Linked DNA regions of Homo sapiens: region 2 is linked to region 1. A link is an interaction called in ENCODE POLR2A ChIA-PET data of the cell type or tissue named here. Cell type or tissue: B cell. All regions are shown on one strand. Each heading gives the region's core, and the rest is flanking DNA. Links, peaks and the distances in the headings are about the cores only.

Region 1 (4,528 bases), core at 308-4,307:
CAATCATTATATAATTATATATTATATGGCTCAGCCATGATATACCAGTAACATAAACACTGAATCTTGCTCTCACCACCAACATTGTCTATAAATAATTTATTTATTAATAATAAGTTGTGGAATATGAAGACAGGAAATACTCATATATGTATGTGCAGGACTTGGGTGAATAGAGGTGAGGGAGTGAATTAGAGCTAGATTTTTAAGAATAACAATAGCAATATGAGCATGTTATTCAGAGATATGAAGTCAAACACTGGCCAAAAAAAAAAAAAAAAAACAGCTAACAAAGTTGAAAATGATTGTCTTGGGGAAGGGGAAATATTTTAACAAGCTTCATAGAAAGATTTGATTTTCTTGATTATGTCTATCTAGCTAACAAATATGTATATTGTATATAATATGTCAAATGTTGATGAGTACCATGAAGTAAAATAAAGCAGAGCTATGGGATAGACAGTGTAAGAGTGTGATAGGCAGAGTACTAAACCCCCAAAGATGTCCGTATACTAATCCCCAGAACCTGTGAATAAGTTAGGTTACATGGCAAAGGAGAATTAAATTTGCAGATGGAGTTAAGGTTGCAAATCAATTGACCTTAACATAGGGAGATTATTTTGGATTACCCAGGTGGGTCCACTGCAATCACAAGAGTCCTTAAAAGTGGAAAAGGGAGGCAGAGGAGTCAGTTAGGTAGGGGGAAATGTGACTATGGGAGAAAGGCACAAATAGGTGTAACACTGCTAACTTTGAAGATGGAGGAAGGGAAAACATGTGTCAAGGAAAAGGGGTGGCCTCTAGAAGCTTGAGAGAACAAATAAATGGATTCTGCCCTAGACCCTAGAGAAAGGAATGCAGTCCTCTGACATCTTCATTGTAGCTCAATATGATTCATGGCAGACTTCTGACCTCCAGGACTGTATGATGGTTAATTTATGTTGCTTTAAGCCAGTAAAGTTGTTCTAATTTGTTATGACAGTGATGTAACACTAATACAGAGAGTAACGAGATAGCATGTATTCTCAGAGGAAATAATATTTGAACAAACCTGAATGAAATATGAGAGTAGGCTTAGCAGATATCTGAGGAAAGATAATTCCAGGCATGGAGGACTGCAAGCGCAAAGACTTTGAGGCAAGAACATGCCTAGAATGTTCAAAGAGGTGGGTTTGGAGCAGAGGGAGTGAAGGAGAAAATTGGGAGAAGATAAGATGGGAACGGAAAAGGGTGAGGGAGAGTATATTATGCAGGTTCTTGTAGGGCATTTAAATGATTTTAACTTTTATTCTGAGATAAGGAACAATTGGAGGGATCTGAACAGGAGGATGAGACAATCTTATTTGTGTTTTAAAAGGATTGCCCTTACTTCTCTATTGTAGAATATAGATGAGCAAGAGTAGAAGCAGGGGTACCAGTCTGGATTTGCAACAAATGAGTAAATGCAGGACAGTGACAGTGAAATCAGAGTATAAGGGGTGGATGCCAGAGACTGTGGAAAGAAGAGTGACTAGGTTTTGGTTATGTGGCAGAGTGAATCATGGCTAAGTGGAAAGCATAAATACTACTCATGTTGTAGATATGGCTGTCCTGGGCAACAATAAGGCCATAAACAGAGCTCAGAAAGTGTTCAAGGGGAGGGGTTATTTTTAGCAGAAGACAGTTTGGGATTAGCCATGTGGAAACAGAGATGATGGGACTCCTGCAGTGAGATGTCCTCATAGGGTGAAGAAGGTAGGACTGGAGTTCAGGGGAGATCATGCCTAGAGGGAGAACTTTGACAATCATTCAAAGACATGTGATGGTGAAGCCATGGGAGATTGTCATATCCCTCAGTATAGGAAAGTGCAGAAAGAAGCAGGTATCTAAGGATGGAGAGCTGAGAGTTCTATGTGGCACTCAACTCTCTCCTTCACCACCAATTCTAGATCCATACTTAAAATCACAGAAAGTCAGAGCCTACAGGACCCTTTGAGACCACAATGAGTCCTCCTCCTTCGCCTTGACTTCACAGGGGAAAAACATGAAGCTTAGTGATGGAATAGAATGTGTTTAATGATACACAGTGAAGATCAGTGGCAGAGGTAGGACTAGAACCCAGACTACCTTTATTTACATCACACTGCCACTCGTGCTGCTACATCCTCTAATTATGCAGGTTCTAAGAAATTACCCTCAAAAATGCATTTGGGAGAGGCCATTTCTAGACTGGACAGAGTGGAGCTGCTTTGTCCTTACTGAGCCCTAGTTGCTCTCTCTGAAGTGAAAAGCTAATAGTATTAATCAGTCAACTAAAACAACCAAGAGTGTACTTGAAAATCAAGCTGGGATCCATTGGTTACATGCATGCATGCAGAATGGAAAACAAACAAAAAATAAACTATATGCCACCGCCCTTATTTTTGATTGAACAATAAGAAGCAGTGTTTTTTGAGCTCTGGTTTTTAAGGTGACAGAAAAAGAGGAAGTGAGACAGTTGTGGCTGTGAGTGGGTGGATGTGATACATAAACTGAAAAAATTTTGTCATTTTCCTACTTCCACCCACTCTACCTACTGACTTGGAGAGTTCAACAAACAACAGCCTAGGAAGATCCCTGGTAGGCTAAGCCTGCAAGCCTTTTTCCTGGTTCCTCTTAAATGGACTTTCAATTTAAATCCAATTAATTTCATCAAAAGACTCGAGTACTTACTGTGTATGTCAGGCTTGTGTTAGGGACCTTACAAAAATTTTCTCCTTCATTCCTTCATAGTAGCTTTATGAGAAAGGTACTAATTTATTCACATTTTACAAAGCGTGTAAGGCTCAAGGCCTGGGCTCCAAATTTAATTTGAAATGGAGCTGGGAATTGAACCTATACGGTTTAAGGATAGAGTCCATGTTCTGGCTACCACTATCCAATACTGACTCTTGTACTATGAGTTTTATCTCTGTAACTCTAGGCCCAGCCAAGGGACTCATATGTGTCAGGTTCCGTCTGTTAGGTATAACCAAATTGAATGTAGAAGGTACTATCCTAGGAGGTTAAACTAATATAAAACTACAAGGAAACAAAGATCCAAATTCCCCTCAGAGTCAGGAAAGGCTTTGAGGGGGTAGGTCATGGCATTTCCAGTATACTTTGAGGATTGGGTAGGTCTTTTTCCTTTTCCATTTTTTTTTTTTTGAGACAGAACCTCCCTCTTTTTCCCAGGCTGGAGTGCAGTGTCATGACCACCGCTCACTCCAGCCTCAAACTCCTAGGCTCAGCAATCCTCCTCCCTCAGCCTCCTGAGTACCTGGGACTATGCACACCATCAGTGTAGGTCTTTTATAGGAAGAATTAAGAGCAAATAAGGAGGTTGTTCCAAATGGAAGTTCAGGGTGAAGCAGGACGACTTTTGTACAGTTGAATAACTTCATTTTTAGCATCTCTAGCCTTGACTAGTTTGCTAGACTGCAGACCCCAGATGTGAGGCAGCTGTTTTCTTCAGGACAGGATTTGACCTATGCTATACCCAAATGCATGTAATACAAAAAATGTAATAACATTTCTGCTGTACTAATCTTATGTTTGCTTTCCCTAAGCACATACTATCTGGAGGATTTCAAGGCATCCATGCCCATATTAGTAGGTGGAAACAAATAAGCCAGCATTAAAAGTTCTCCAAAAAATAGGCAAATTAATCTAGAGTCATAAAGTAGGTTTATTGCTGCATGGGGTTAGGATAAATTTCTGCTTAGGGCCAGTGAAAAAATGGGAAGTGACTGCTAATGGGTATAAGATTTCTTTCTGGAGTTGTGAAAATATTCTAAAATTGATTATGGCAAAGGTTACACAGCTCTGTGAATATACTAAAAACCACTGAACTGTACACTTTAAGTGGGTAAAGTTTATGTTCTATAAATTATATCTCAATGAAGCTGTTGAAAAATTCATTACAGTTTTGGAAAAAGTTTTAATGGCTTGGGAAAAAGTTTAAGTAATAAACTTTTAAGTAATAAACTGTTAAGTAATAAAGCAGAATATGAAATTGTACATAAGCCATAATCCAAACTAGGTTAAAAGTATGACGAGCTTGCAGATAATGTTTAATTTTTTTCTTATAATTTTTTGTATTTTCAAATTTTTCTAATAATCATATATTTTCTTTAATAATTTATTTTTATAATTTTCTTCAAGTATGCATCAGATATATATTTTAATTGGTAGACCTAAAATAATTTTTCTTTTGTACTTTTTACTTTGTTCCATTTTCTGATTTTCTACAATTAAAATGTACAATTTTAATAATCAGACAAAACGAATGCATTTGAAAATACCATAAAATATCCATTATACATTATAGCATCTACAAATAAGTAAGAATAATTTAAGTCAACTAATGAAAGAATGAACACTCAGGAGACAATTTGCACCAGAAGTAATATGTTTGGCTAGTGAACACATAGAAATATGCTAAACCTCACTTATAATAGCCAAAGTATAAAAACAATTGATGCTGCCCATTTTTGTTGAAGGTGTAGGGAAAAAGACACTTTCATACAGG
Region 2 (4,528 bases), core at 406-4,405, 310 kb before region 1:
TTCATGTATGTATTTACAGCCTGCCTTGTTCCAAAAAGGATTTAAGGGGCTGGGTCTAGGATTTGCTTTTAGGAGATTGTAGAAACAGTCCAGCCACCCATACTGCACCCACCAGGGTATTATTCAGGGGTCATTTGGCTTCCAAAAGAGGTCACCTGAGACCTAGCATGTTCCCTAATTAGCAGAGAAAGTTTGAATCCTTCAACTTGATTAAGAGTAATTTAGGATGCTTTCACAAGCAAAGATTGAAAGAAATTGTGGTTTCATAAGCAAAGATTGAAAGAAATTATGGGAAGAACATGGGTTTCAGAGTCAAGAAACCTGGGTTTCTAGTCTTGGGTCTGTCTACTGTCTAACCCTGGGCAAGTCACTTTACCACTCTGATAATTAGTCTTCCCATCTGTAGTGCAGGAGGTCAGATTAAATATTCTTTCCAGTGCTTTTGGATTTAGCTTTTCAGAAGGCAGAAGATCACCTTCACCTGTCCCTCCAAATTCTTTCTGATTGCTGATTTCCCACCAGGACTTCGTCTTCTATGCTCCCCGGCTGCGGATTAACAAGCGGATCTTGGCCTTGTGCATGGGGAACCATGAACTATACATGCGCCGTCGCAAGCCTGATACCATTGAGGTGCAGCAGATGAAGGCACAGGCCCGGGAGGAGAAGCACCAGAAGCAGATGGAGCGGTAGGTGCTGCACACTGATGTGGGGGGCCAGGGCTGGGGCAAGGAAGCTTCTCAAAGGTGCCCTGCATGCTAAGTCAGGACATGAGGCCAACCTAGGACTTCATAGATGAGAGGTTAGACACCAATATTCACATTTATTCAGAAAAAATCTACCAAGTTTGAGGGGCAGTTTTTACAGAGCTGGATCTAGCAGGAAACTGCCCTGTAGGACCTCACAGTCTACTCAGTCTAGTAGCAGAGAGAGGGAAAACAATATATACATAACTCAAGGTACAAAGGCCATGTCATTCATTCACTTAATAAATATTTATTGAGCAATGAATAAGAAAAGACCAAAAATCTCTGCTTTTGTGAAGCTAGCATTCTAGTGGGGAGGAGACGAACATAATAAATAAGCAAATTATGTGGTACATAAGATGGTTAAGAAGTGCTATGGAGACAAAAACATAGAAGAGGGATGGGGAGAAGGGTAAGCCAAGTATTCTGAGGGCCCAGATGGAGAATACCTAGCCAAGGGAGATAAGAAGGTTCCTGGAAGAGGTGCTAGGGCAAGAAAAAGCAAAAGCAAATACTTATTCCAGATTTGTAACAGACTCTGGGAAAAAGAAGCCTAGAGCTGGGCTTTAGGGCAGGCAGTGTTAGACCTGAGGACTGATGCACTAGCCGTAGAGATTACTAGACTTGAAGCACTTCATCCCAGCACAGAGCCAAAACTTGTCTCCCTAACAAGGTGGATAGGGCAGGTCTTATTGGACCATTTTCAAGATAGGGGAACAAGAGCAAAGCAGTGACATAGCTAAGGTCACCCAGTGGGTTGGTGGGAGAGCTAGGATTCCTGACTCAGGGGTACATTGACAGGGCCCCGTGTACACTGGCCTATGTGGGGCTATGATATGAGGACAAGGGTATAGAGGTAAGGGAGGGTGGCCCAAACTCACAATCCCTAAGTGTGTTGGGAAGGTTGGGTTGAGAGACCCAGAGGCAGCAAGCCTTGGAATTCCCCAGGCTTTTTTTTTTTTTTTTAGATGGAGTCTTGCTCTTTTGCCCACGCTGGAGTGCAGTGGCGCAATCTCAGCTCACTGCAACCTCCGCCTCCTGTCTTCAAGCAATTCTCCTGCCTCAGCCTCCTGAGTAGCTAGGACTACAGGCGCATGCCACTATGCCCAGCCAATTTTTTTTGTATTTTTAGTAGAGACGGGGTTTCACTGTGTTAGCCAGGATGGTCTCGATCTCCTGACCTCGTGATCTGCCCACCTCGGCCTCCCAAAGTGCTGGGATTACAGGTGTGAGCCACCGCGCCTGGCCTCCCCAGGCTTTTGTGGAGCGTTGTTATCCTGTTCTATCCATTTTATCTCCTTCCCTAGTGCTATGCTGGAAAATGAGAAGAAGAAGCGTGAAATGGCAGAGAAGGAGAAAGAGAAGATTGAACGGGAGAAGGAGGAGCTGATGGAGAGGCTGAAGCAGATCGAGGAACAGACTAAGAAGGCTCAGCAAGGTGAGGCTTGGAGTCACCTTGGAGATTGGATTTTTCCAGGCCTAACTCTGAGCTGGAGAACCTTCTGCCTGAGCTGTAGACTCAGACAATGTAGTTCAGGTGTGGCTACAGACTAGAAGAAGAATGGGCAAGAAGAGAGCTCAGAACTTTCTGCCAGCTTTGTCTTGGGGTGGATCATTTCCAGGAACGAAGCTATTGTGTCGTCTTTATCTCTGTGCTCTTCACTGCCTTCTCCCCTCCTTTTCTGCTCAGAACTGGAAGAACAGACCCGTAGGGCTCTGGAACTTGAGCAGGAACGGAAGCGTGCCCAGAGCGAGGCTGAAAAGCTGGCCAAGGAGCGTCAAGAAGCTGAAGAGGCCAAGGAGGCCTTGCTGCAGGCCTCCCGGGACCAGAAAAAGACTCAGGAACAGCTGGTAAAGCTGTAGGGTGGGCTGGGATTATGGGAACTGAACTTTCTTCCTTGTCTGCCTACTTACTTATAGCTACTTTTGCTTACATGCTGGCTTTTTAGAGCAGGCTACCACTCCATGGGCCTCCAGCAAATAACTAGTTCAGAAGCAAGCTGAGAAGTCACTAGTGTGGCCCAGAAATTTTTGCAGTCTTCCCTAACCCTTAGTTTCTGTTCACTTTCTTAACTCTTGGGTATCTGAGCTGATTGACCTGGCAAAGGAAAGGGAAGGAGAAAAGAACAAAAGGGACTCATATTTGAGCTCCTGCTGTATGTTGCTGTGTTGGGAATATTTCCCTTTTCCTTACTTATTTCTTCTTCCCAGTAACCCTATGGGATTAACCTCATATGAGATAATATCCCAGATAAGGAAATTAGAGCTCAGGGAAGAGATTCACCAAAGATCACACAATTGTAGCTAAATAAGGATTAGAACCCACCCATTTCTGCCTCTGTTTGAAAGCTTTGCTCCCTGAAATCACATGCAAAACTATGTGTCTATGCATTTTTGGGGCATTTGGCATCCATACTTTCATCACAGTTTCCAAGGGTTCTGTGACTCAGAAGTTAAGAACCTGTGGTCCAAACTCCTTGACATATACTCTTCCTTTGTACTGTTGGAGGTGGGAATAGAGGGAACCAAGACCTGTCTCTCATGAGGAAGCTGTCATGGGAGATTTACCCAAGGTGTGCATAAGCTTTTTTCCTTGTTCAGATAGCTTTGTGACACTTGAGTGTCTTTCCTGTACTTGTCCTGGGAAGACTCTTAGTCGAATCCTGAGCATTCTAGGATATCAGGAAAGGATCTGCCACTTCAGGAAGTGACCCAATGATGGCCAAAGCTTTACTGAGGCCCCCAGCTGCATACTTGCCAAGAGGGGCAGGGGGAGAGATAATGAGGAAGGGACAGAGATGGCATATTGTTTGTCTTCAAGAGGCCTACAGTCTAGGTGGGGGAGCTCTGACTTAAAAGGAAGTGGTGGTCAGGGAAGATGGGACTGGAATGAAGTAGTCTGGTAAAAGAGTCTCTGAGGCAGCAAGCAAGTGGAGCAGTAGGTCCCTTACTAGTCCCCCAGGGGACTTGGGTTGAAGACACCTGGGTCCTGAGGACCAGAAGGCCCAGCTCTCACAGGCTTCCAATTTATCCGTAGGCCTTGGAAATGGCAGAGCTGACAGCTCGAATCTCCCAGCTGGAGATGGCCCGACAGAAGAAGGAGAGTGAGGCTGTGGAGTGGCAGCAGAAGGTAAGACACAGGGCCTAAAGCAAAGCATTGAAGGAATGGGTGCCATATGCATAGGTAACAGCTCCTTAGATTCCTTATGTTTTGGCTCCCTCCCTCTTTCATACTTCCCACAGCAGGCAGCATGGGAGAAGGCACTCATGGTTTCGTCAAATACTTACTGGAGTTCTCTAATACCTCTAGGAAGTTGGTACAATTGCTCTTGTTTTATGGATGAAGAAACTAAGGATCAGGCAGATGAAGTGCCTTGTCCTACCTGGTGCCTGCCTCTTGCCAGACCGTTCTAGGCATATACAGGATGCCACAGTTTAACTGGTCTCACTGACAGTCTTTCTCTCCTTCTGTCACTGGACAGGCCCAGATGGTACAGGAAGACTTGGAGAAGACCCGTGCTGAGCTGAAGACTGCCATGAGTACACCTCATGTGGCAGAGCCTGCTGAGAATGAGCAGGATGAGCAGGATGAGAATGGGGCAGAGGCTAGTGCTGACCTACGGGCTGATGCTATGGCCAAGGACCGCAGTGAGGAGGAACGTACCACTGAGGCAGAGAAGAATGAGCGTGTGCAGAAGCACCTGAAGGTATACAAGTAGGGCCAAGGGGCAAGGAAACTATATGCATTGATTTAGTAGCCCATGGCATTCCCTAGACCATCATGG

The links. ChIA-PET counts read pairs that join two places held together with the same protein. Peaks named below come from ENCODE experiments on the same cell type or tissue, not always from the same donor. Only the 100,000 strongest peaks of a DNase experiment are listed, where the experiment ranks them.
Region 2: POLR2A ChIA-PET joins it to region 1 with 6 read pairs; 1 of 35 experiments calls an interaction of 5 or more read pairs at or near these places.

The regions. Positions count from the first base shown.
Region 1 is chrX:66,044,591-66,049,118 of GRCh38, forward strand. No RefSeq gene overlaps it. Among named protein-coding and RNA genes, the nearest start is that of VSIG4, 6.8 kb to the left of the region's middle. RefSeq lists an enhancer at 2,032-2,081. In B cell, for the core only: no CTCF peak of the experiment used is centred there; a DNase peak (open chromatin) is centred at 2,481; H3K4me3 peaks cover 529 bases; H3K27ac peaks cover 2,445 bases.
Region 2 is chrX:65,734,745-65,739,272 of GRCh38, forward strand. MSN (moesin) reads left to right here. Exons shown (of 13, transcript NM_002444.3): 8 at 523-686; 9 at 2,051-2,181; 10 at 2,434-2,594; 11 at 3,781-3,873; 12 at 4,226-4,450. Among named protein-coding and RNA genes, the nearest start is that of MSN, 69 kb to the left of the region's middle. In B cell, for the core only: no CTCF peak of the experiment used is centred there; no DNase peak of the experiment used is centred there; H3K27ac peaks cover 1,924 bases.